Linked DNA regions of Mus musculus: region 1 is linked to region 2. A link is a loop called in an ENCODE intact Hi-C map of the cell type or tissue named here. Cell type or tissue: left cerebral cortex. All regions are shown on one strand. Each heading gives the region's core, and the rest is flanking DNA. Links, peaks and the distances in the headings are about the cores only. Region 1 overlaps Exoc2 (exocyst complex component 2). Region 2 has its middle 34 kb from the start of Foxf2.

Region 1 (12,677 bases), core at 2,690-10,689, 760 kb before region 2:
TTGCACAGAAAGGAGCATGCTAGCCAAACACAAGGCCTCCTTGCTCTCCACATCCTGACTGTGGGTGGAAACTGCTGCCTGGACTTTACCACCATGACTAACTTTAAATCCAACTGAGCAGGCGTAAAGCCTCTTCCCTGACATCTTCCTCTGCACAGCTTCTGTAACACTGGCGGCAAAAGGAATTCAGACAGACAGGATAAAGCTATCTGAAATTGATTTCTTTCCGTAGTAAATGGAAAATGTGTGGAAATTTTCACCATTTATGACATTTTACACACTGTAGTTTATACGGTCTTCACTGTTACTAAGGATAGAAAAATTAATATCAAAACACTAATTTCCTGATGTACCAGAAAGATAAAGGGGCTTAAGCTTAGTAACATGTTAGAAATATCTGAAAGTTCATAATGTGTATAAATATGGATACTTAAAACATCACAAAATGTTTTTATTTTATGAATATATATTCCACATTATTTTCATGGGATCTAAGGCTATCCATTTATGAGTAAGTAAGAAAGATTTTCTAGCCTCATGAAAATATATTATCTACATTTCTACAAATATTGGAATTAGCATCTCATAAGTGGATCCTCAAAAAATGTTTTTCTCCTTAACTGGTGCTTTGACTTTAAGTTATATGGTTGGATAATATTTGTAGTTTAGGAATGCTTGAATTTTGAAACTTAAAGATTGTTTCATCACTTTCTTTAACAATGATATTAATAACATGTTCTGTTCTGTCAGAGAGCACCACACCAGTGCTCTGCTTGCAACACACGAAAGAACTGCTTACCTGGTAATTAGTATCACCAAGCAATAACTCAGGCAGGCAGGTACCTGAAGCAGCGTGTGCCCAGCAGGTCACACTGCCACTCAGAATGATCTCTGTAAACATGTGAGCTGAGTGACCAGAAGGTGGCGCTGCAGGGCTACATGTAAGAGTTGAAGCAACTGGTCTCAAACTGTGGGCCCTGACCCCTTTTGGCAACTAGCTCTCAAAAACATTTACATTATATTTCATAACAGTAGCAAAATTACAGTTATAAAGTAGCAACAATAATAATTTTATGGCTGGGGTCACCACAACATGAGGAACTGTATTAAAGGGTCGCAGCACTCATTAGGAAGACTGAGAATCACTTTTTAAACCCTCCAGCTAAGTGGCGGATACTAACCTAGAGTTTCTCTTCTCAAGGTTTAGTTTCTTTCCTCTGACCAAAGGTGTCACAGTGTGTTACAGAATGCCAGGGCAGTATGAGTTTAGGAGGAAATTTATTCAGACATGTATTTTAAACAAACCATATATCACATATTATTACTATGTCAAAAATCAAAAGGCCTTGCAGATTGACATTCCTTGAAAGCTTCAATTACATGGCTCAATACTTTTATTTCTCAAGATGATTACAGATAAGTTGTTTTGATCATGAGTACTTGTATAGGACAATGAAGAACAAGAGAAATACCTTTTGTGTGTGTGTAAACTATAGACTCGGCATAAGATTTTAAAATTCTCAACAAAAGTCAACCTTTCTTCATTTATACCTTATGACACGATATAAGAAGCTTTAAAGAACCTGTTTATTATACAAAGCACACACAACTGGGATGGAAGAGACGATGGGGGGTGAAACGTACTGGCTGCTCTTGTGGGACACCCGAGTTCAGTTCCCAGCACCCACATGAGGCCAGCTCCAGGGCAATTCTGTTCCTTCTTCGGCCTCCTGGAGACTGGTACCCATGTGCACATACTCACATAGACTTGCATACACATACATAATTTAAAGTAAAATCATCTTTTTACAAAAAGCATATATGACTGAAGATGGTGTCACTTTGCATATTTTCTTTGAGCGCTCAGAGACCTGGCCACTGGGAATCAGCTGAGGACACCATTCTCCATCATTCTCTATCACCACACATTTCAGGCTTTAGCGTTTGCATTGGCCTTTTCTGTAGGTGACATAAAGCAACATTTGGCCCCGTCCTTTTCAACCTAAGTTAACATGAATTTTAACAAATCAATTGTTTTCTTAGACATAATATTTGTCAAAAAGCAAAACTTTGTAAGTTTTTGGTGAGTGGGACTTCGGGGAAGGCAGCTCCTGGCAACACTGGGGATAAGGACCGGCTCCACTGTACTTTTGATTTACATCTGCAGCCCACGGGGAACTTGGAAAACTTGACTGTCAATTATGAGGCGACTGCATTTACTAAGTATCTCCACACTAGGAACAGCAGCAGGGATTCATATGAAGAGAAAGCCCATGGCTCTCCGTAGAGGCTTACTATGTTGAAAATTGGAGCTACAAAGATGAATGCTTTCCAACTATGAAACCCTCCTAGCTGTAAAATTATTATTTTATGACTGGGAGGGAGTTTTGATCTGAAGTTTTGCATCATTTGTATGAACAAAGTGGAAAGCATGCATTTTGATTAGCAGTTGTTATTTGATTGGAGGTATAAAGTTTACCACTTCACATTGAACATGAATCGCAACTACGCCTTGAATGAATGAATGAATGAATGAATGACTCATAAGACTGAAACCCCCTTCACTACGGCTCTGTGGAAGCGATCTGCCGCATAACTACCATGCGGATGGCTCTGGAAAGGTCAAGCAGGCACAGAACCCTGCAGCACAGAGAGAGCTTCCCTCTGAAAGTCCATGCAGGACGGGAGACAAGACCACCCAGTTCTAGGAGTAAAGTCTCACGTCTAGCCGCATCCTTCAGTTGCCACAGCCAGTATCAACTGATAATTTGACCACATGTCTAAGACCCTGTACGATACCTACCATTAAACCCATACACAATCAAAAGTTGGTATCTTATTTTTCCAGTTAAATTTTCTATAACCTCAAGAAGCAACATTCTTTATAAGTTTCTTCTAATGTGAAGTATGCAGAACAAATTAAAACAAACATTAAATCTGGAAATTATTTTTGAAAGAACATAAAACAGAACAGAAATCTTGTTTTACTAAGAGAAAAACCAGTTGGAAGTTTGGTTTAGAAGTAGTGGATGTGTTCCTAGGGTCACTAAAGGCAACCAGTCCTGGTCATGTCATCATTTGTCACCATTTGCTATAAATTTGAAACATTTCTGATTCCTACAAACTGTGAAATTTCCATTAGATAAAAGGGCTTCAGCTTTTAATTGTTTCAGAAAGAGCACTTGTGAAGCTCACAAACATAACGCGTGAACCTGAAACAGCTTCAAATAGCAATAGGACGTCTAGGAGATTCTATAAAAAGGAAAGGAAACTTTAGCATGTGTCATATACCTTGATTATCATGTATCTCATTTTTAAAAGCAAGGATTTTCCTTTTTTAAAATGCAAATATTTGTTAACCGTTCGTTGTTTAGCAGGCTCCATCCATAAAGCCTACAGCTGCGCAGCCAGGGGATACCTTCACTGTGTCTCCATGCCTCCCATAGCAAGTTTCTCACAGTCTACAATAGTGGGGGTTGAGGGGGACGACACTGATCCACAGCCCCAGATTCAGGAGGGCAGCCTACTTCCTTGCCACCCTTAAACACCTTTGAACACACTTTCCTGTGCACAGCGGGTCCTTGTCCTGCTCTGCAGCCCGACCACCCACTGTTGCTTGTTGACCAAACATGTAGGCCCAGGAGCCTCCAGGCAGAGGCAGAGTAGGATTCCTTTCAAGCACTACACAGAGGAATTTCAATGCCAAGGCTGCGGTGGGGGTGGGGGTATCAAGGCAGAATTACAAATTCCTCATGAATTAGACCTGTGTCAACAGATAAAAATGCTCTTTGATCTTCGGAATCTATATATTAGAAGCTCCAACAGAGCAGTTTCCTCAATTTCAAGGGAATAATTTAATCCAAATTAACCCAAAGGACTTAGTCACCATGCAGTTTGCCTCACTCACATTTGAGCTTCCCAATTTTGGTTCTAGACCACATTTCTGGTGTGTACTTCAACATCAAAACAACAGTTTAAAAAAGGAAATAAATTTTGAATACAAAATTAACGATGTGAACTTTCAAGATGCTAGAACAGCCAACTGGCCAGTGAAATAGTTTGTAATAAAGTAGGTATAGGAGTAACCAAAAAGGGTAACCTCTGCTTTTGAGGAAACTTTCTATATTATGCAAGTCAGAGTTATAAAAATCAGATAATACAGAATAAGACTACTTGCAAATGTCAACGTTTTACTGTTGCCTTGCACATGTTCTAAACTGGGTGTACCCGACATTTAGTGTTAAACCTTAATTTCTACTAGGAAGAAAGGACAGGATTAGTTAGGCACCAAGTGGAAGTGGCTCTCACTGCAAGAAGTCTTCAAGCTGTACAGTAAGCCACAGAGAATCAGCTGCAGGGGGCAACCCAAAGAAGAGCTCCTGTGACAAAGCCTTGGTGATCTATCTGTGTAAAACAAAAAGGTGAACAGGTCTCCTGATGAGAGAACAAGATCCGGTTCTTCCCAGTGGCACACACAACAGTTCCTACTCTACTGTGCAGACCCGAAACTCCACTGAAAAGGCACACCTAATTCATAAAGCCTTAACCACTTTTTAAAAAGTGCCTAAGTTACTGGTGAAAATTATTGGTCTTTATTTTCACTTGAAAGGTAAAATTCTCATTCTGCTCGTTAGTTTTCTGTCAACTTGACACAAGTCAAAAAGTTATCTGGGAAGAACTTTAATTGAGACAATGCCTCCATCACCCTGGCCTGTAGGAAGTCTGTGGAACATTTTCTTGATTAATGGTTCACATGGGAGGGCCTGTGGGGGCCGATGGGCTTGGCTTATATAAGAAACTAAGCTGAGCAAGACAGTAAACAGCATTCCTCCAGGGCTTCTGCTTTCGTTCTGCCTCCATAGTTCCTGACTGCCCCTGCTGAGTTCCTGCCTGACTTCTAAACGATGGACTATAATTCATCAGTTGAAATGAAGCCTTCCTTCTACCTGCAATCAGCTTTGGTCAGTGTTTTATCACAGCAACAGAAAAGTAAACTAAAACAGTCATTAAATTTTTTTATATATATATACACACACACACACACATACAAACATATATATACATACATACATACATACATATATATATGTGTGTGTGTGTGTATTTCAAAATCTACAATCAATCGTGTTTTTAAAAACTGTTAATTGTATTCTGGCAAATACAACCGTTTATATACACTTATGCTACTTTCAGACATAGGAACAATTTCTAATGTGGGCACTCTGAATCCAATTCATGATGTTCTTTCTTCCTGCTTCTGAAAACCCAAACACACACACACACACACACACACACACACAAAGAGAGAGGAGAATAGAAATCCTTGCCCTCCCTTGGTTGGGGAGAAGAATGCTGCTTTGGGCTCAGCACTTGTCCTGTGCTTCCCTCTCCTACATCCACTTTATCCTGTGCAGCCCCGTAGAGCTCCCAGACTTACAACAGGTACCAAATCCTACCAAACATTCCCTCTTCTAAAGCCAATTTAAAACACACTGTTATTACAGCATGTGAAAGAACAACTGTCCGGGTGAAGGACTCCCTCCAAGGAGTCTGCAACTAGACACTTCCACACTGCCCAGCGGTTATGTGCCCAATACCAGAGGACTTAGCTGTAGGAAAAAGATGCAGACCAACCTGAATCGACCTGCACTTGCTACAGTAGTGTCTTCTCTTTCCTTCTCCTTCTAAGGGCTATCATTCAGGGCGTGTTATAGCAAACACTGAGAGTCACTCACTCAGCCTCAGTGTTTCAGTCTCCAGGAAATGAACTCCATAATGAACCCTTCCTAATGTACAAACCACACTATAACTTTAAAGTAAAAGTTATAATTTTTAAAAAGTATTTAATATGTGAATAACTTATGTCTACTGTCTTAACTATGGAAATATTTTTTTTGTAATTCTAAAGAAAATTCAGTGACGCCAACAGTTTCCTAATGAGGAGTACAATTTACTCTAATACATGGAAACTACACTACTCTTCCATTAGGAAAACATCAGAATTGTACTAGCAACCTACTTATTTAAAATGCTTATGGAGAAAATGTGTACATAAAGATAACTGCTATATTTAGATAAAGATCAACAAAAGCAGAGCTCATTTGTAGACACCGACTACTGAATGAGCGTCAGCTGAAAAGGAAGCCCTCTGTAACTTAAAGTTTGTGGACAAATATCTTTCGTTTTATCAGTGAGTATTTAACAATCTACTAGATGTTTGAAATCATTAAAAACATCTTATTTTGTTGGCTGGTTGGTTTACAGTGCATCAAACCCAAAGGATTGTGCATGCAGAGCTGTGAGGCACTTTGAGCAGCTCACTGCCTGCAGCCCACTCACCACTGTGAACAGAGAAAAAGCCAGTCAGGTGTGACGTGTCCCCTCCAAGTCTTCAAAGACAACCTGAGCCATGTGCGAATGTTTCTTCCTTCTGTTGTGTGTCTATTTTTAAGAACTCATTGCTTACATAAGTTTGGCTCCTCTTCTAAATGCCCCTCACTGAGCTCTGATTCTAGGAAGTCCTTGTGGAAGCCCTAACTAGAGCACAGATCCAAAGATGCGAGACTGAGCTGACGGCCTTTCCCCCAGTTTACCAGACAGCCAGCTGCTCAGGGAGTTAAACTCAAGCCATTTTAGGAACAAAGAAGACGACACCTTTGAAGGCCACCTTTCAAAGTCCTGTTTGAGAGTCCCAGCAGGGGGTTAACCAAAGGCTTTTCCTGCCAGGAAACCTTAAGACATACTCTCATTTTGGACCTATTTCATAGGAATTCCTAGAGACCAATCCTCAGGCGGTGGAAAAAGTTTAACTTGTGCAATGGTTCAGAGTATTGGGTGGTGTGCACCCAGGGCACCAGAAACAGCATGGTCACTCAGTTCAGGCTAAAAAGAACACAATACTCAAATCCTGCATCTGTATTTAAACCTTCAAAATCAGGTCTTATAACATACATAAATCATGAGATTTAAAAAAACTAAAAATGCTTATGTTTTTCAACATAAACACTGCTTTTCTCTCCTGACACTTTTCCTCAATGTAAAAAGATCCCAAAGGTCATATCTGAGCTTCAGGGTCAGGACCCAGGGACCAGGGAGGGAATCTGGGAATGCCAGCTCTCTGAGGAAGGTAGTGAGCCCTCCCATTGAATCATTTCATGAGCAGCATCTGCCAGGGTGACTGTACACTAATAATGTAACAACTGAAGTCCAAAGGAGGCCCTCCCAGTCCTCGATACAGATCATGTGTATAAAGGACATTTTTTTAAAAAAAGACACCAAGAATTCTTCCCCTGCTTTTAATATTTATAGCCTATCCATTTAAACTGGATTTTATTTCACAAACTGTCTCAGTTCTTAGCCTCTGTTTTGTCTGGGTTTAAACAACTGCATTCATTTCTCTTCTCCAGAGTTAGTAGTCTAAGTGCAGTGACTAGAATAAATAGAAAGCCTTCAGATTCACTGTTTTTAGATTGAAAGGACAGCCAGCTTTCATTGTGAGATGAGGTCCTGAGACTACCTTCTGAGCACCATGGCACCTTGACAACAGAGTTCTAGATGAAATGCAGGCACCATCATTTCAGAGCACACACACCACCTCTAAACAGCATCTGACAGCTGGAATATAGACACCTTCTGACATGCAGGACCTACAACAGACAGCTACAATCAAGACCACCAAGCTTGCGCCAGGCAGTCCGGCACTCTGTCTCTGAACACAGGGGTCGGTCAAATCAAGCCACAAGCACCATCAGGTAGGCTGATGGCAATGATCCTTTCCATCCCTGCCACCCATGAGTCCTGAAGCTCTAGAGGGAAAGCTAGAGGTATCCTGCTCAGATGCAACCATAATTTCTGGGCCCCTTCTAGCAGTCACCTTCATCTTCTCAGTGTCAACTCAGATCACATTCTTAAGCGGAGGATAACAGTTCAATGGATTACTACTTAGTATCGTACAACCTTTCCTTTATAAAATCCACCTATGACAGAAAATGAGCATCAAAACACAGAGAAAGTAGACTTGGCTCATCTGGCTTGGGAAGTCTCAGTACAGATCTTCCTAAGTAGCCTGGGACCAGCCTGCCTTCCTGGCAGAGAAATCCCAGTCTGATGGAGCACTTGCCACAACAGAGCAGCGCAGGCACATGTGGACTGGTGTGCTGTGATTCACAGGCCTGGAGAGAACAGGATGGTGCAACCAGAAAAGGATCTGGACAGGCATTCCTTCCCATGATCAGTGTGTACCGAGAAGGTACATCTGCCAGTCGTTGCTGTGACACCTCCTCACAAAGGAAATCCAACATGTCACATTAGGAACGTATGACTGATGGAGGACCCACACACTTAGTGGATCTTCTTCCACTCTGCCTTACATTGTAATACTTAAGAAAATTGTGAGTGTCTGCTACAAGTTCATCAACAACTATAGATTACATGAAAGAACAACTGTTTATTCCCTGTAAACTTACACTTAAGGCATGTGTTTTAGCTGAAGACTGCCCCTCACACACAGACCTGTACACCATCATTGCATTGCCTGCCAAACTGTGTGTTAAAGGGGAGCAAATCCAATGCCTGCCAAACTGTGTGTTAAAGGGGAGCAAATCCAATGGCATATACTCATATAATTCTGACATGAAAGCATCCTTCTGCAAAAAGGGTTAAAGCAAATGCATTTCCCCTAGTAACCGGCTCTTCTGTGATAGGATACAAACTGCACGTGTACTGGGCACATCTGCCAATTCATCTACAGAAGTATCAGTTAAAAAGTGATGGTAGCATTGCTTCCTGGCTTTTGGTTAGGATCAAGTATAAAAGGCGATTGTATAAACACCTAGGAAGGACTCTAGATAAAGTTAAAATGAGCTTGAAATTTAACAGGTATTTGTTATTCATAAGTTATTAAGATTAGGCATAGTAGTATATGCCTACAATTCCAGGACTCAGAAAACTGAGACCAGAGGACCACTGCAAGTTCTAGGCCAGCCTGGGCTTCATAAAAAATCCTGACTCAAAGCAAACAAACAAACAAACAAACAAACAAGACACCTCCAAATAAAAATAAAATATATTGATATTTCAAGTATTCATATTGGTACTTCGATTTAAAATTTTTAAATAATATTTGCCTCTAAAAATGCACAGATAATTATGTGGTCAACTTCAAATACATAGGATGAGGGAGAGGGAAGTAACAGGTGAAGGACTAGCTAACAACTGATTAAACTAAGCTAGGTATATGAGAAATTGTGTATGCATACATATATGGGGGTATCAATGTGTGTGTGTGTGTGTCTTTGAGAATATGCTTCGTGACTAGGGCATGTGTAAGGCCCCAAATTCAGTCCCCAGCACTGTGTGTATACATGTACATGCATGTGGTTTTCTAAAATGAAATAATAAAACTGCTTCTTCAAAAGATCACATCAATCTTTTAATTAAATGTTATATGTTAAAATTATTTACATTCAGCACTAATGAGACTTGAGGTTATTAATAATAAAAAGAAAAAAAAAAAGACATAAAAGTCGAAAGGGAGATGGTTAGGGATACTAGGAGAAATTGGAGGAAGATAATATTGGTTAAATGTGACCTTTTAAAGAATAAAAACTAATGTTTAAAAATTATTTAAATAATTCATATTAACATTTATTAGTAACAAAACAAAGGTAAAGTTAAGCCTAGTCAGAAGACTAAAGGAAAAATTAAATTCAACAATAACCTATGTAAATTTGCATAATGAGTTTAGGAAATTACATGGTATTGCCATGAAATCTGCAGAGTGGTTCAAAGAGCTGTAAGGTACTGTGTTTTACTTTCAATTAAGAAAAACAGCCTACTAAATAAACTAGGTAAAGCTTGTAACTAACATCCTCTCAATTAATGCGGAAGCTCTACACAAATTTACAGGAAAAAACCAAGAGGAATCTGATTACATGTAATGCTGTTTCACTTTCTCTTTTGAAATGCTCATCTTAAGTACATTCATACATGCATACATAGGAATACATAGCATGAAGTTGAAAAGAGGGGCTGGGCATGAAGCCAGGTGAAAGAACACTTGTCTCGGACACACAAGCGCCATGCTCCCAATCCTAGTACGGAGTAAAATCAAGATTCAAATCTTTCAGTGATGAAATATTAGTCATTAGTTCTCTCAGGCAAAGGTGGCATGAAATTTTCTGGGATGCTGTCTTCACATGAGCATGCTGAAATATCTCAGAAATCTGTATACTTTCATACTAAATTATCTCTTTAGACAAGTATAGGTAAGAAAGTCCATCGTCAGAATGCATCCTGCGTGTAGCAAACAAACCATGACCGTGTTGAGCACTATCTACCATGTCTCCAGACACCCTCCTTGTCTTCCTGCTACCAGGCTAGGTACTCCTGCACTATGACTTCATACGAGTCTGCATTCTGCGCTTCCCAACCTTTTCACAATTACTACCAAACATGCACTATGGCATTTAAAAAATTCTATGTCCCATAGACCCAAAGCTCCAGGAGGTCTGCTCAGCACTGTCTTGTGACTCTAGCTAGCACAACAGCCAGCACACTGGGGATGCAGCCTGTATTCATGACTTTTACTCTATGTCTCAGAACCTAGCAGACAGAGCCAGTCTTTAACCTGTGGGCTGCATGAGCCACAGGACAACCATAATAAATACAGCCTAGCACATTACAATAAAGTTACGTAAAACTAGATTCTGAGGACTTTTTTTTTCCTTTCTTGTTTTGTCTGTCAGTTGGGTGGGCTGGTTTGTTTGTTTTGTAAACTCTCAAGCTTGAAAACTTGAACTTTGTAGACCACAGTTTTCTGATACAATGTCAAAAGGCTGGACATGCTTATAAGAGGCTAGTCAATGACAGATGTTAAAACCACCCTAAGATTCTGATGGTCAGTCAACAGAACAGAGCAGACTCAAAAATGACTGGCTGACACGTATATATAAAAGGACTTGTAAGATTTCCAAAGTTGTTCCATATCATATACTGTCATCTTCCCTTGCAACAAATATGAGACAATTATTGACAATTGAGATTGTGGCATCAGTTCATGATATATAGGGTTTCCAAAGTATCAAACTCAGAAACAGAATTGAACTGAAAAACCACATACACTAAAGACAGTTCACTCAAGACAAATAAACTACAAAGGAAGGCTCTCTTCCCAGCTACCACTCTGTGGGGCCGCAATGCTGACCTCATGTTGTATGTTCCTTCCCATTCCCAGGACCTGGATGCTGTCTCTATTCCCTTCCCAGGTGTCTAAGGCACTGCAGCTACTCTCACCAAGGATACCAGCGGCACCCTTGCTGCTCAACCCATGACGCCTTTGTTCTTCTCTCTTAATTTTAAAACCAGGAACACTCATATTTGGTTTTTTGAACCCATGTTGTCATGTGGCCATGCTGTCCCTGTGACCACCTCTTCACTGTTGCCATTCCAGGCTTGCATTCTTCCAGTCACTTAGTGAGGCCCCTCCAGATTCTGTTCTTGGTTTTCTATTTTGTTTTTTCCATCTTCATGAATAAATGCATGAATAGCAAGGGACAGTCTGGGTGCAAACAACCTCCAAGGCTCTGAATTGTTAACTCCAAACAACTACCTCTTGCATAGATCTGTCTTCTTTCATGACAGACAATTCCAGACTCACCTGTCAAATGCGAGTTAGGGGCAAATTCTGTTTCCTAGTTCTCAATAGTCCACCATGTTACTGAACTACTCCAGGCAGTTATTCCTGCCCAAGTCCTATCCATGCTACTTCCTAAGCAGCCTGGACTCCTCCCCTGTACTGGCATCACTCTGCTGCTATAGAATCTCTCCTTGTCCATTCTCAGATATGCTGTTTCCCTGCTTGGACAATTGCATATTTCTGCTCTCTGGACAACCTCCCAACTCCTCCAAGCAGCTAACAAGGTCCATTACCTCACCATTTTACTATAGCCTGAACTCTTGTAGCTTTTCATCACGTGCTTCCCTCCAGCCACAGAGAACGCAAGGCTGCCTCTGGCTCCCTGATGTTCTTTCTAGAATAAGTTTTCCTCAAGTCCAATCTTTCTTCTTTCAGTACAGATCTCACAACACTCCTTTCCTGACCCTCAAAGCATGATCACAATTTGCTCCTGTGAGCTACCATGCCACTCAGAACTTCTCGTCTTAGGAAGTGACATATTATACAGCATCCCTGTGGTCAGTCACGTGTCACCTCCTTCACATGCTGGAAGCACGCACAAGTCAGACCCTTGGGACTGCACTACAACTAACTGGAGCACAGTCACTAATATGTTTTTGCTGAGTGTCAGAATTAAACAAAGAAAAGTCAATAAACATGCACATAAACGTAGCTGTAATTTCTTTTTTTAAACTTACCCCAGAATCCTAGACAGCAGTTCCTTACTTGAGCTAGAGGTTATCTGGCAGCTACTTCTGATTCTTAGGTAATATGGAGCCTCTGTAAGCTATCTTCTCGAACTGACTATGTGAAATATTCTTCTCAGTTAACTTCCTTGAAAACCATGGTCATTTTTCTTTTCATTACTGGCCTGTCTCAACATTTCAATTGCCTAGCTGCACGTTTAATATGTTTCCTTTCCTCTGCTGGTCGCTCGGGGAGACAGCCTGCTTCTCTTTCTCTCACCACTGTCTATCTAGCACTTGGTATTTGCCTAACTCAC
Region 2 (12,677 bases), core at 1,488-9,487:
TGGGAGTCTGGGCATCTGAAGGGACTTGTGTTTTAGAATCTTTGTCTTGGTCCTTGCCTCCTGATACCAACTCCGGTCCTATAGAAAAGCCCACTCTCCATGTTGAGAAATTCACAGGTGAGTCCTTTCTTGGGTAGGCTGGACCTGGAATGGTCTTCCCAGGGGGTGTCCCTGCACCAGAGCTCTGAAGCCTGGGTACTGTCTCGTGTTGTCAGGGGTGTGAAGAGCTCTCAGTGACTTGTGTACATGTGGCCTCTGCTGGGTCAAAATACCTTTACAGTCCGGACTGCAGGAAGGCATAGGACACTTGAAAGTTCCCACCCAGTGCTGAAGGGCCAATAGTACGATAGGCGCTGGAGTCAAACTACCAAAGTTAGTCTCCCACATAAACATTCTTAAATCAAATCTTTCTTCATTTGCTTCAGTGTGATGAGCCCCGCCCCTTGTAGGCTGAGAGGCTGAGGAGAGGCCAGGTAGAGGCATGTCAGCTCTGGAAAGAGGCACAGGAAACAGAAGCCTCTGTAAGGATGCAGGGCCAACCAGAAAACACAGAGGCTATCTGGCCCACAGTGATCTCAAAGGCCTTTCCTGCTCTTGAAAGACCCTACACTCTGACACATACCTTGGGCATCCTTCATGTAAACCAGGGACACTATTTTCTTTTTCCTTTTTCATTAATTAATCTATTCACTTTACATCCCAATATCAGCCTCTCTCTCTTCCCAGTCCCTTCCTCAAAACTCTTCCCCATTCTCCTTCTCCTCTGAGAAGTAGGAGCCCCCCACACACACACACTGGGTATAACCCCCTACACACACACACACACACACACACACACACACACACACACACACACCAAGTCACTGCAGGACTAGGCACTTTCTCTCTCACTGAGGCCTGACAAGGTGGCCCAATTAGGGGAACATAATCCACAGGTAGGCAGCAGATTCTTCAGGCATAGCCACCATTCCAGTTGTTGAGGGACCTGCATAAAGACCAAGCTGCACTTTTGCTTACATGCGTACAGGGGAGGGGCGGTGTCTAGGTCCAGCCGTGCCTGCTCTTTGGTTGGTGGCTCAGTCTCTGGGGGCCCGCAAGGGTCCAGGTTAGTTGACTCTGTTGGTCTTCCTGTGGAGAGGCACTCTGTTTCTCTACTGCTAAATCATAATCCTTCGCACGCAGTTTTAGATGAAGGTGTCGGGAGGCCTTGTCCTGCAAGGGTTGGCCAACCCTTCCTTTGTAGCAGTGGATGGTAAATAGTTTCACATTGCCAAAAGTAGTCTTAGACAATGTATAAATAAATGGCCTGATTGTGTTCCAGGGAAATTATGTTTACAACTGTGGGCTGGCCAACCCCTGCTCTAGGGTGTTGAGTTTTTGATTGGATCCTTCGAGTCAACCAGAATAAATTGCTGGCTAGAGGGCTTTTGATGCCCCGAGGGTGTCGTTTTTGGGTACACACATCTGCATATTACAGTGTAAATGCTGCAGTATATGATGCAAACAACAGGTAACATAACAGTGACGCTATGCTTTCGGCTGGTAGCACTTATTGAACACTTACTGAATGCTGGGTGCTATAGTTTGAACGTCCCTTTCTCCTTCCTCCTCCCCGACCAAGTTCTTAGACAATCTCATCAGTACTGAGTTGAGAGGTGGGGGCCTTTAAGAAATGGTTAGGCTATGAGGGGTCTGAGCTCATAAATTAACTAATGACCCCCACCCAACCCAACTTCTGCCTCGCATCCTGACTCTCCTTTCCCTCTCTGCTTGCCGTGATGTCTTCTGCTGTCTTATGAGCCAGATGGAGCCCCTGGACTTCTGCAGCTTCTGTAACTGTGAACCCAATGAAGTCCTACCCTCCTCACATCAAGTACAGTGCTATAGCATCTCAAAAACGAACACACTCTTAAAAAAAAAAAAAAGGACTCAGGAGGAAGGTTGCCCTTTAACCTGCACATGCCCTCCGCCCCCTTGAAATGTCCCAAAATAGCCATCATTTCAGTCACAGACAAAACTGGAATTCAAGAGAGGACAGCTTGGGGAGGGGGATGCGACTCAGTTGGTAGAAGGCCTTCTCAGCCCGCTGGAGGCCCTGGCTTCAATCCTTGGCACCTAATAAACCAGGTATGGCAGATCAGGCCCGTTACCCCAGCACTCAAGAGGGAGAGGCAGAGAGATCATTTCTTATTTTAAGGTTTAAGGTCACTTTAGGCTATGGAGTTTGAAGCCAACCTAAACTAGAGATCCTGTCCTAAACAACAACAACAACAACAGAAAGAAAGTGTGGGGAGAGACACATAAAACAAAAGAAAAAGAAGAAGCTGTCTTGTCCAGAGTAAGGAGTGGTGCCTGCAGGCAGATTGACAGCAGTTCTCACCTTTAGGCTGTCTCAAGTGTCGGGGACCTTAGAGCACCTCTAGGTGGCTTACAGTACCTACTGCCAAGGAAATTCTTTCACCATTGGCTTTAGAGATAACAAGATAAACATCTCTGCATGTTTAGTTTTGGAATATTTTTGATAAGATGCTGGCTAACTTTGGGAGTTTGAGATTCACTGACGCTGGGCATGTGGGGCCGGCTGACTCGGGATGTGGGAGACATCCTTGTTCACAGTTCTGGAAGTTTCCAGGAATGTGCCAGGGAGTATAGGTCAGTTGGCAGAAGGCTGAGCCAGCCTGTGGGGGGGGGGGGGGTCGTTGTCTTTCTTCCAATCCGAGAGTCACTTGGCATGAGATCTTACAAAGACAGAGGGAGAGATGGAAGTTTAAGGCACTCAGGACCCAGACTTTGAAACTGGCCTGATTCTACTTGAACTACAACTTACAAATGAAGCTAAGCTGCAGGGCACCGTGGCCAGGGTCAGTCTACAGCATGAGGCTGACACGTGGAAGGAGTGGAATGACTGCTAAGAAATCTCATTCATTGCAAGCAGGTTCTGCCTATGTGACCCCCCAGCCCAGTCTGCTGCTCTGTCTGCTTAGCATCTATGGGTTGCCCCATGCCTTCCCACAGTGAATGCTGCCCCCGCCATTGCTCAGGCTTTAGCCAATCAAAGATCTTCTCTTTGGCTAGACATCCAGAGGGCTTTGTTTTTAAAAAGGCAGCTTGCGGTTAGCTGCTTTGGGGGGTGGTTGTGACTTGCAGTGTACCACAGGGGTCTGTGGACAGTTGTATTATCTGGTGAGTTCCCACTGCATAGGTAAACTTAGGTGCAGATTTCTGAAGCCTTTTCAGATTTACAGAAAACTTTGGCTCTTCTTTCAGCCAGCTGAAGAAAAATAGGCCAGGTATCTTCGCTGCCCTCTAGTGACGTCGCTGTTATTTAGCAAGAGTCAACTTAAATGAGGATGGTCAAATTAGAATAGGGAAGTTCATTTAGAATTTTAAATTAATTTTCATTTGGAAGCACTACAGAATAGAGGTTAATATCCCACATTTTTTTCTTTTTGGGGTTAGTGGTGGGGTGGTTTGAGACAGGGTCTCATGTAGATGGACTGACCTCATATTCACAAAAACCCTCTTGCTCTACCTCCCAAGAGCTAGGATCACAGGTGTGTACAGCACTCCACCACAGTGCCTGGCCTATATCACTAGCTGCTCTTCCAGAGGATCTGGGTTTAATTTCCAGCACCCACATTGTGTCTTACAACTGTCTATAGCACCAGTTCCATGGAGTCTGATGCCCTCTTCTGTCCTCCATGGGCACCAGGCACTGAGTAGTGCACAGACATATATGCACTCATACAAATACTAATAAAATACAATATAAATAAGTTAGTCCTTTATTTCACTTAGAGTCCAACTACTAATTTTGGGCCCTAGTGCTGTCACCTAAGAGCTGTGTGATCTTGCCAGTGCTGCCTACCCTCACTGAACTGGGTCAGGAATGCAGAGTTTTAATACAAATGCCATCCTTAGGACAAGTTTTCCTTCGAAGGATTATACCTCTCTTCTCTTGGGCCAGAGCACTGGTTCTGCTCCACACTGGAAGACAGATTGGACTCTTTGACATGGCTCCCAACAGCTGTCCCAGCTCTGAGTCACTCTCTGTACTTGGGATGCTTTCTGGAAGAGCCTGTCTGATCTGGTCACTTAACAGGTCTTCATGTTTGTTTCATTTTTGTTTTTCCTTAACCTGCGTACATTGGTGTGAAGTTCACCAGAACATTGTGTGTATGCTTTGCATGAATAAGACTTTCTTTTAAATGACAGCCTTTAAGCTGGGGTGTTTAAAACCCAGGGCTTAGCACTGTTACAGACGAAACAAACGGAGCTTGTGCCAGGACAGATTTTTCCTTTAAACCAGTGGTTCTCACCTTTCCTAATGCTACAACCCTTTAGTACAGTCCTCATGTGGTGACCCCCTCAACCATTAGATCATTTTGTTGCTGCTTAACTGTAGTTTTGCTACTGTTATGAATTGTACTATAAGTATCTGATATGTAGGATATCTGGTATGTGCCCCTCCCAAGGGGTCTTGACCCAGAGGTTGAGAACCAGTGGTTTAAACTGAGTCTTATCACTTCATACTAACTCTAAGTGTGCATACGTAAAGAACTGGGTTCCAGAAGACAGAATCTTCTGAGAATGGGTGACAGTGCCTTGGGCAGGTGTGTGGGACAGTAGCTCAAATCACTCCCTGACAAGCCAATATCCATGCAGTGCTGTTGGTCACCCAAATGAACCTTATGATGAACAGCTGAACAGCTTGTCTGCTGACCATAGTACAAAAATTTTATTTCACTGAGAAATGCCTAAACTTGATAAAACTCTTACAACAGAAAAAAGGAACCCTCTGCGGACCTCAGAAAGATGTAAACTGTCTTAGTGACCTTCTCAAGTTGGCTCCTAAGAAAAGACATGGATGTTTGGGGTAAAGTTCTGCATGTTAGCTTTGGCCCAGGAAACCATACATGGGTAGCAGTTGCTTGGCCCCACTTTTAGGCCCTGCCCCAGCTCTGGCTGTAGGGACTCATGTGTGAGCCCCCCGACATCCTTCTCTATATCCAATGACCCGAAACTGGCATGCTCACACCCCCACTTTGCCCAGAAAAGCCATCAAAAAAGTGCCTTGCAGTTACCCCCTTCAGACTTCCTCAGCCACTGTGCACCCTAGGGACACTGCTGGGACTGTAAACTCCTCCAGTTACCGTGGCAAGCATGGTGGCCCCTCAAAAGGCTAAACACAGAATCACCACCTGATCCAGCAGTTCAGCTTTGGGGACTCACACAAGATGATTGAAAGCAGAAGTGAAAAGATGTGCCCACACATCCAGCTAAGGGGTAGAAACGATGCAAAGGCTCGTTTCTGGATGGTTGTTAACACACAGGTGTGGGTACGTTCCAACAGAATAGTGAAATATCACTTGGTGCTAAAAATGGAAGGAAGCTTTAAAAAGGTGCCACATGGTAAACCTTGAGGTTTGGTAAACTGGAGAGGTACAAAGGACAATACTCTGTGTTCCACTTAATAGAGGTAAAACTCATATAGACGGAAGTAGGGGGATGGGCCGTGGCTGGATGAGGAGGGGCAGGGGAGTCAGCGTTCAGTGAGTAGACTTGGCTTGGGAAAAATGAAACAATGCCAGAGATGGGTGGTAGGAATGGCAGCATTATTACAGAGATGTGCACTCGATGGGCTAAGATGGCAGACATCATACCTACTGGAGGTCTGCGCTGAAGGACAGTCCTTTCCCGCTCAGTTGGGGTACGGTGAGCCCAGTAGTTCAGGGGAGTCTGCTATTCCTTGTTTCCTTGCAGTAACTGAGTTGTTTTCTAGGAGGCTAATAGACTGGGTTGACCAGAGGAACCAGAGTCACAGATATGACACTGAAAAGAAAATGGTGGTAACACACAGGGCATACTAGATCCAAGAGCTCATACACAGTGAAAGGAATCCCAGAGCTGCTAAAAGTTTGAGCTTAGGAATATGTGAACATACCTCCCCGTTTTGTGGGAAGTTGGTAGTGAGCTGGGATGGGCAGAACAATCTTTTTTAGAAAGTTGTTCCTGAGTTTTGCAGAGCAAGAGTAGTTGGAAATGATTTTCCTTTTGTGGCACAACATCGCCACCTGATGGGCAAAGTTCATATAACATGAAGTTCTTCTAGACTGCAGGGAGCCCTTAACTCCCTGCCTCAAATGGCATTTCTTTTCAGAGAATCCATACTGGCAGTCTTATATTTGCAGAATAAATATTCGGGGCAAAACCAGAGTCTCATGTTGTCTTGATTTCCCTCAAGACTGGAACATCTTTTCTAGTACTTGAATATCCGGATAAGGTTTGGGTATCATTTTGTGCGATTGTTTTATCTAAAACAAAAGTGGGGGTAAAAAAGATAGGAAGACGGGGAGAAAGATGGGGAGGGGAGAAGGAACAAGAAGCCACAGCTGTCTTTCTACCCCAGCTTCCGTGTCAGCTCCTGCCTATCTCACCTCCACAGCAGATGTTCAGGAGGGCTATTAGGGTCTCAGTGACCACATCTCTCTAGGATTCACTCTTTCTACCCAAGCATCATGGTGCTGGCTCCATCCTTGAAAGGGTGGCCATCTTGGTTCTTGTCTTGCCTGAAGCAGCTCACCAGCCACTACTTTCTGCAACCCTAGCCTCCCTGACTTCAGCTGCCCTCCTCTCCTGCTCCCTTACACCCTTCTTGGTCCTCATACCTCCAGGCTCCTCTGTTGTTTTGACTTTCCAGTTACCAGGGCCTGGGCAGCACCCAGGGTCAGGTTCCATCCCAGCATGGAGCTGGGGTCTTATCGGGCTCTTGCCTTAAAATGCAGGGGGACACTAATGATTCCCTGACTTGTAGCTCTCAAAGCTGCCATGTGGATGTCTCTGCTCTAATAGGCAGTCCCCCCACACACATGCAAACACCCCAAACCTAACTCCCACAGTCCCAAGAAGCTTGATACCCCACAAACAGCTTTCCTGCTAGCACGGCCAAGCTGCTTCTTGCCTTGATATTTTCTCTTCTCTCTCTCCTTCTTTGCCCCCACCCCAATCTATCCCACCAGAAAATTCTCTCAGGTGTATTTTTAAAATTGATCTGGCTCCCACTTTGTTTTGCCATTCTGTGGAGATGACCGTCCAAGCGGTTGCTTCACCTGAGTGGCTCACAGAGCTCCCTTTGGGTGTCCAGTCTGTTCTCAGCCTGGCCCCTGAAACGTATCACATCCCCGCACAGTGCCTCCGGGGACTTCCCTCCCACTGGGGAGATCCAGGTCTTTGTTTTACCTGTGGGAGCCAATCAGCTTCTTCCCTAGCTATGGGTCCCAGACCCTATCCCCTCAAGCTGCTATGGACTCTCTTGTCTCTCTTACCTCGGGTCACAGAACCACTGTCCCTGCGCACTTCACTTGCCATACCCCATTCTACCTTTGCTTTTACTATAGCACCTCATTGATCATATTTCTGGGGTGATACAGGCTCCCTCCCTCAGTCCAGAGCCACTCTGTTTCTAGGACGGTGACACATTGGCTTGGTTTTGCTTACTGCTGCAGCTTCAGAGACTGGCACATGGCGGGGGGCTCCATCAGCAGCTGGCAAGTCTGTGGGCACAGTTGGGTGAAGGAAAACATGTGGTATGTAGAGCTAAGGTGTAGGTTTGAGTCCCAAGTCTATTTTTACTAGCTAAAGGTCTTGGGGACACAGCACCCAAAGCAGAAGAGATCTAGATCCATCATTCAGAGTTTATCAAAATTAAAAGTATCTGCTTTTTCAAAGAGCACTGGTTAAGGATTTGTATCTGGTCCATATAAGGGATTCTCGGGACTGGTTCTGGTTTTATACATCTTAGAAAATAAAAATAAAAACATTCATGGAAAATTGCCTGACGCTAAGAAGAGTGTTACCAAAAGTTACCGAAAGTGTGAGGAAGTTTTGGGGGTGAACTTACTTATCTCAGCGACTTTGGGTTCAAGATCCTCCGTACCTGTGGCCAAGACCTTTAAGCTGCTCCCTCTCCAGCTCTTCCCCCTAGAGTGGCCGTTCCTGCAATCCCACATCAGCCTATGGGTTCACCCTGGTGGTGGCATTCTTTCTGGTCACTGTGGATGTATGGTCATCTGCAGTTTGCTAGTGACCCAAAGCCGTTGGACAGCTTCTCATTACTTAAGCTTTTATTCTTTCGGGGAGGGGGGAGGGGAAGCTTAGAATTTTCATGGTGCTTTAGGCAAGAACAAGCCAGCCCGTCTTCTAGTTTGGGCAGGTTTGGACTTAGCCATGTTCTACAGATCACACACACTCTGAGCACAGCTGGTTACATAGGGCGCCCCTCCCCCACTGTGGCACAGGGGCCTGAGCACCCTTTGATGGCCTACTGCCCTCCTCTGAAAATCCCTAAGTCATTTGTGAGTGAGGACCCCATGCTTTCACGTGACACTAATTATGTCACCATGCCTGCCTCAGACTTTGTATCACAGACTTAATTTATTAATGCACGTTCATTTATGTTAATTGGAAAAAGGAAGCCACAGGGCAACTTTTGAGTTAAAGCAAGTTGAATAATTTCCAACTTGTCAGGAGAACTACAGTCTTGGTTCAGGTGAGGAGCTGATGTTCCTTCCTGTTGGTAGCAAGTCCTTGCCATCCCCACAGGGGCCTCTGTGTGCTGGAGCTCAACTTGTGTCTATAAAATATGCCTCTCACAATTGGATGTCCCTACCCCACAGGGTTTGCTTTAGGACAGGCCTCAGGTCTTTCCAAGGCTTTTGGTAGCAACAGGTCTTAGAGTAGCAACATTTTGAGATACAGAGTAGCAATATTCTGAGATACAGAGTAGCAACATTCTGAGATACAGCTGTTTACATATTTACAGATGTGTATGAGCTTCAGCAGAGGGCAGGTTCTAGCTCTGCCGTTCACATGTTGGATCCTTCCCCCACTCTGAGCCTTGCATTCTTCAGGTTGGCGGGGTAACTTTTCCTAGGGCAGTGTATTAGTCATACTTCTCCAGAGGAACAGAGCTGAGTATATAAAATCAATATCTAGGTATCTATTATATATATATATATATATATGTATATATATATATATACATATACATATACATATACATATACATATGTGTGTGTGTGCATGATCAGTTCTGTTCCTCTAGATAACCCTGACTAATATATAAATAAATATACATGTGTATATCTTTATGCATACATTCACACATACATACAGACATACACACACACATAAAAAGGTATTTATTAGAATGGCTTACAGACTGTGGTCCAACTAGTCCAGCATGGCTCTCTACTAACAGAAGGTCCAAATATCTAGTAGTTGTTCAGTCCACAAGGCTGGATGTCTCAGCTGTCCTTCAGTATACATTGGAATTCCAAACAAGCAGGTTCTAATGGCAGTGAAGGAATGGACTTGACAGCAAGAGGGAGGGCAAGCAGGCAAAGAAAGCAAGCCTCTGTCTGCCAAATCCTTTATATAGGCTACCAGCAGAAGGCGTCCCTCGGATTAAAGGTGGATCTTCCCACTTTAAATCACTTTATTAAGAGAAAAAAATTCCTCACAGGCGTACCTATTGCTTGGGTTTTAGTTAATTCCACATGTAGTCAATTTGGCAACCAAGAATAGCTATCTGAACTCGATTCCTTGTCAGCTTAGCATACAATCTTATTTCCTTATGCCATGCTTAATTTCCAAATGAAAACAATAACCAGGCTATCAATATGCCTATATAACTACCCTTCATATAAATTTTAGAATAGGTGGCAACATCCCTTGTGAGACATTCTTTTGGTATCTCAAAATTTAAATATGATAAACACTGATATTCTCCTAATTGCTATTTCATTACATGATTAAGAAATCGGGGAATGAAACCACAAGTATCTATACACACACATTCTTAAGAAAATATGACAGAAATAGTCATGTCAATTATAATCCTCCTTTCTGCAGCTGGCCATATAGCTACTTTTCTCTAGCACCCGTTCTGCCTGTGACTGCACACCTGATGCTTGTCTGCCACCAGACTGGTTTATGAGCAGTCTTGCTTTTCAATGAAGTGTGGACTTACAACATCTGATCCTTTCCCTCTGCTCAGAGGTGGGCTATCCTCCATCAGCAGGGTTATGCTTATTGTGTGCAGGATCCATACAGAGCAGAAACAGCACAAAAAAGTGCCGGGAATCTACACCTCATAGAGATTGAGCCACTATTCCAGACATCTCTGTATGACTGAAGGTGACCCGTTTTAGAGGAACATAATCTGGATGCATGCTCCTGGAGAGATAATTCTCCATTTATCCACCCGGATGTTGCAGACAACATTGTCATTTCACAGGCCCCAGAAGAAGTTCTGATAGTACAAACAGCTTGCAAGCATCCTCTGGGGAGTGTGCGGCTTTGCTTGTACTGGTGTTTCCTTAGGGGACATAGCTTAGGGTACATGGGGTACCACGTGCAGTACACAGGCGCTATGCAACTTTTCACCCCACTGATTTCTCACCAGCTCCCATTTCCTAGGCTCAGGAGCCAGTGGATTTGATGTCCTGTTGTCTTTTGTCAGTCTGATGCGCCAACAAAACAGACTGATTTCCTTCTCTGTTCTTAATGAGTGTCTGCTGGGCAATTTGTTATTTGCCTGTTCTAACACATTTTCTACATTTTCATTTCCATTTCCTTTTTTCCGTTTCTTTAGTGAGTTCTTTACTTCACAGTAAAGTTACTCCATTGCCATGTGAGTTACAGATATTTTTCATCCATTTAGTTTTCAACACGCTTACTTATAAAGTCGTGTTTCTTTTGTACATCCTCAAATCGAGGGAATCAGGGGGTTTTGACCTCCTTCAGCCAAGATTATGAACTTATTCACTCACATCTCCTTACAATATTTTAGTTTGTGTAGTTATGATGTTCAGTAAAAGTGATGGGCAGCCAATGAGCTGAACCAGGCTCTTGCGTTGGGCTCTACTGACCAGATAAGACCAAACCAAAATGGAGTCTACCATGTCACTGATCACAGAATAAAACTAAACAGCGAGCAGGTAGGCAGATCCCCACACAAACCATCCCCAGCATGAGAGTCTAGTTTCTTAAGCTAGGACAGGCAAACCCTCTCTACATGCACCTCTGTGAGTGGCCTGGGGTGGGGGCGGGGCTCCAATGCCACCACCCTACCTCCGTGTTCACACTGTCCTTCCAGTGATCAGAAGGACGTCCCATTGGGCAACATAGAAACACAGATAAAAGCCATTTAGATCTACAACTCAGGGTGTTATAATATTGACTTAAGCCATAATTCAATTCAGCCCTCGACTCAACTGGATTTTACTTTTACACGAGGTCTAAAGTAGCCTTCTACCACACCGAAGGTTGGATAATTGTTTTCTTAACTCAAACAGGATATAATATATTTAAAATTTTGTTATATTTAAATATTAAATTAAATAAAACTGGCTTTAAGTGTATACAGGCTTGCTTTGTTTTTGGGGTGCTGGGGATGGAACCCAGGGTTCTATTCATGCCATGAAAGTGCTCCACCAGTGGCCTGCATCTCCAGATCCATCAGCTAGGTTCTTAAGTGACTATCATCACAAAGCTGAAATAAACTGAAATCGTTTAAGCTAAAACAAACCCTTTCCTTCCCAAGTTGCTTTTGGTCATGGTGTTTAATCAAAACAATAGGAACCCTAACTAAGACAACAATTTTGGTGGTTCTACCCCAAATTGGGTGACCCAGCACTTCTCTAGTAGGGATATAGGATGGAAATGTTGGGACAAGAGTATAGCAGAACAAAACACATTGTGGCCAGAAGATAGAAAAAGAGAATAGACACAGGGTTCCATAGTTTCCTCGAGAGCACAATCTTTGGAGGTTCTCACAACCACTGCATGGGCAAGAAAGAAAGAGAGGGAGAAGGAGAAGGGTGAGGGAGGTGGAGGGATGGGGAGAGAGACTAACTGTCCTCGCTGGGTGGTACCACTTCCCAAAGTGACTCTCTGGGGACCAAGTCATTAGTATATGGGCCTCTGGAGACATTCTCTGTCTAACCTACAGCAGCTTCCGTCACTGGGCGTTAGCAGGAGATACAGCTATGCTGCAGTTGGGCTTCTCCAGCCTGTCATGGTTCAGTAAATTCTAATGTAGCATGTTTTCTCCCTTCATACACCAGTTGAAGGGCATGTGAGACGTTTTTTCTCATTATAAGCAGAGTTGCTGTGAACTTCTGCCTACAGGATATTATTGTTATTATTACTATTATTAGAGCATGTGTTTTCCTCTTTCTTGGGCGTGCACCTGGAGAGGGGGACATCACTGGTTTCTATCACAGAGGAGGCTACCTCTGGAAGAGGCAAAGTGCTCCAGTCACTAGAGTTGGCGCTTGGTTTTCCATTGCTTCATGGTTTTGAGTTTTTCTTAATTTATTCAAACAGCCACGTTGCCCATCATTTGCATTTCCCTAGTGGCTTACAGTATTGACGATCCTTTCATGTGTTTATCCGCAGCTTGTTAGATCTTTGGTATCCCCCTTCCAATCTACGCCAAAACTCATTAGCTTTTCCCCCCTTTCCTTTGTTTGAGTAGAGAGAGTGTTTTTCTATGCACAGTGAGATCTGGGAGACTCTTTTTCTGGATTTTCTGTTCCTGCCCATGAATCCAGTTGTCTGTCCCTGGGCCAGGACCACACTGTTTTTTTTATTGCTATAGCTGTTTTAGTATC

What was found. Peaks named below come from ENCODE experiments on the same cell type or tissue, not always from the same donor. Only the 100,000 strongest peaks of a DNase experiment are listed, where the experiment ranks them.
Region 1: it touches region 2 in a loop (3-fold over the local background); 14 of 42 quality-filtered maps call a loop at or near these places.

The regions. Positions count from the first base shown.
Region 1 is chr13:30,887,779-30,900,455 of GRCm38, forward strand. All of the region lies in intron 11 of Exoc2 (exocyst complex component 2), which reads right to left. Among named protein-coding and RNA genes, the nearest start is that of Hus1b, 54 kb to the right of the region's middle. In left cerebral cortex, for the core only: no CTCF peak of the experiment used is centred there; a DNase peak (open chromatin) is centred at 6,450.
Region 2 is chr13:31,653,141-31,665,817 of GRCm38, forward strand. No RefSeq gene overlaps it. Among named protein-coding and RNA genes, the nearest start is that of Foxf2, 34 kb to the left of the region's middle. In left cerebral cortex, for the core only: CTCF peaks have their summits at 3,308 (motif pointing left) and 6,076 (motif pointing left); DNase peaks (open chromatin) are centred at 3,300 and 6,075.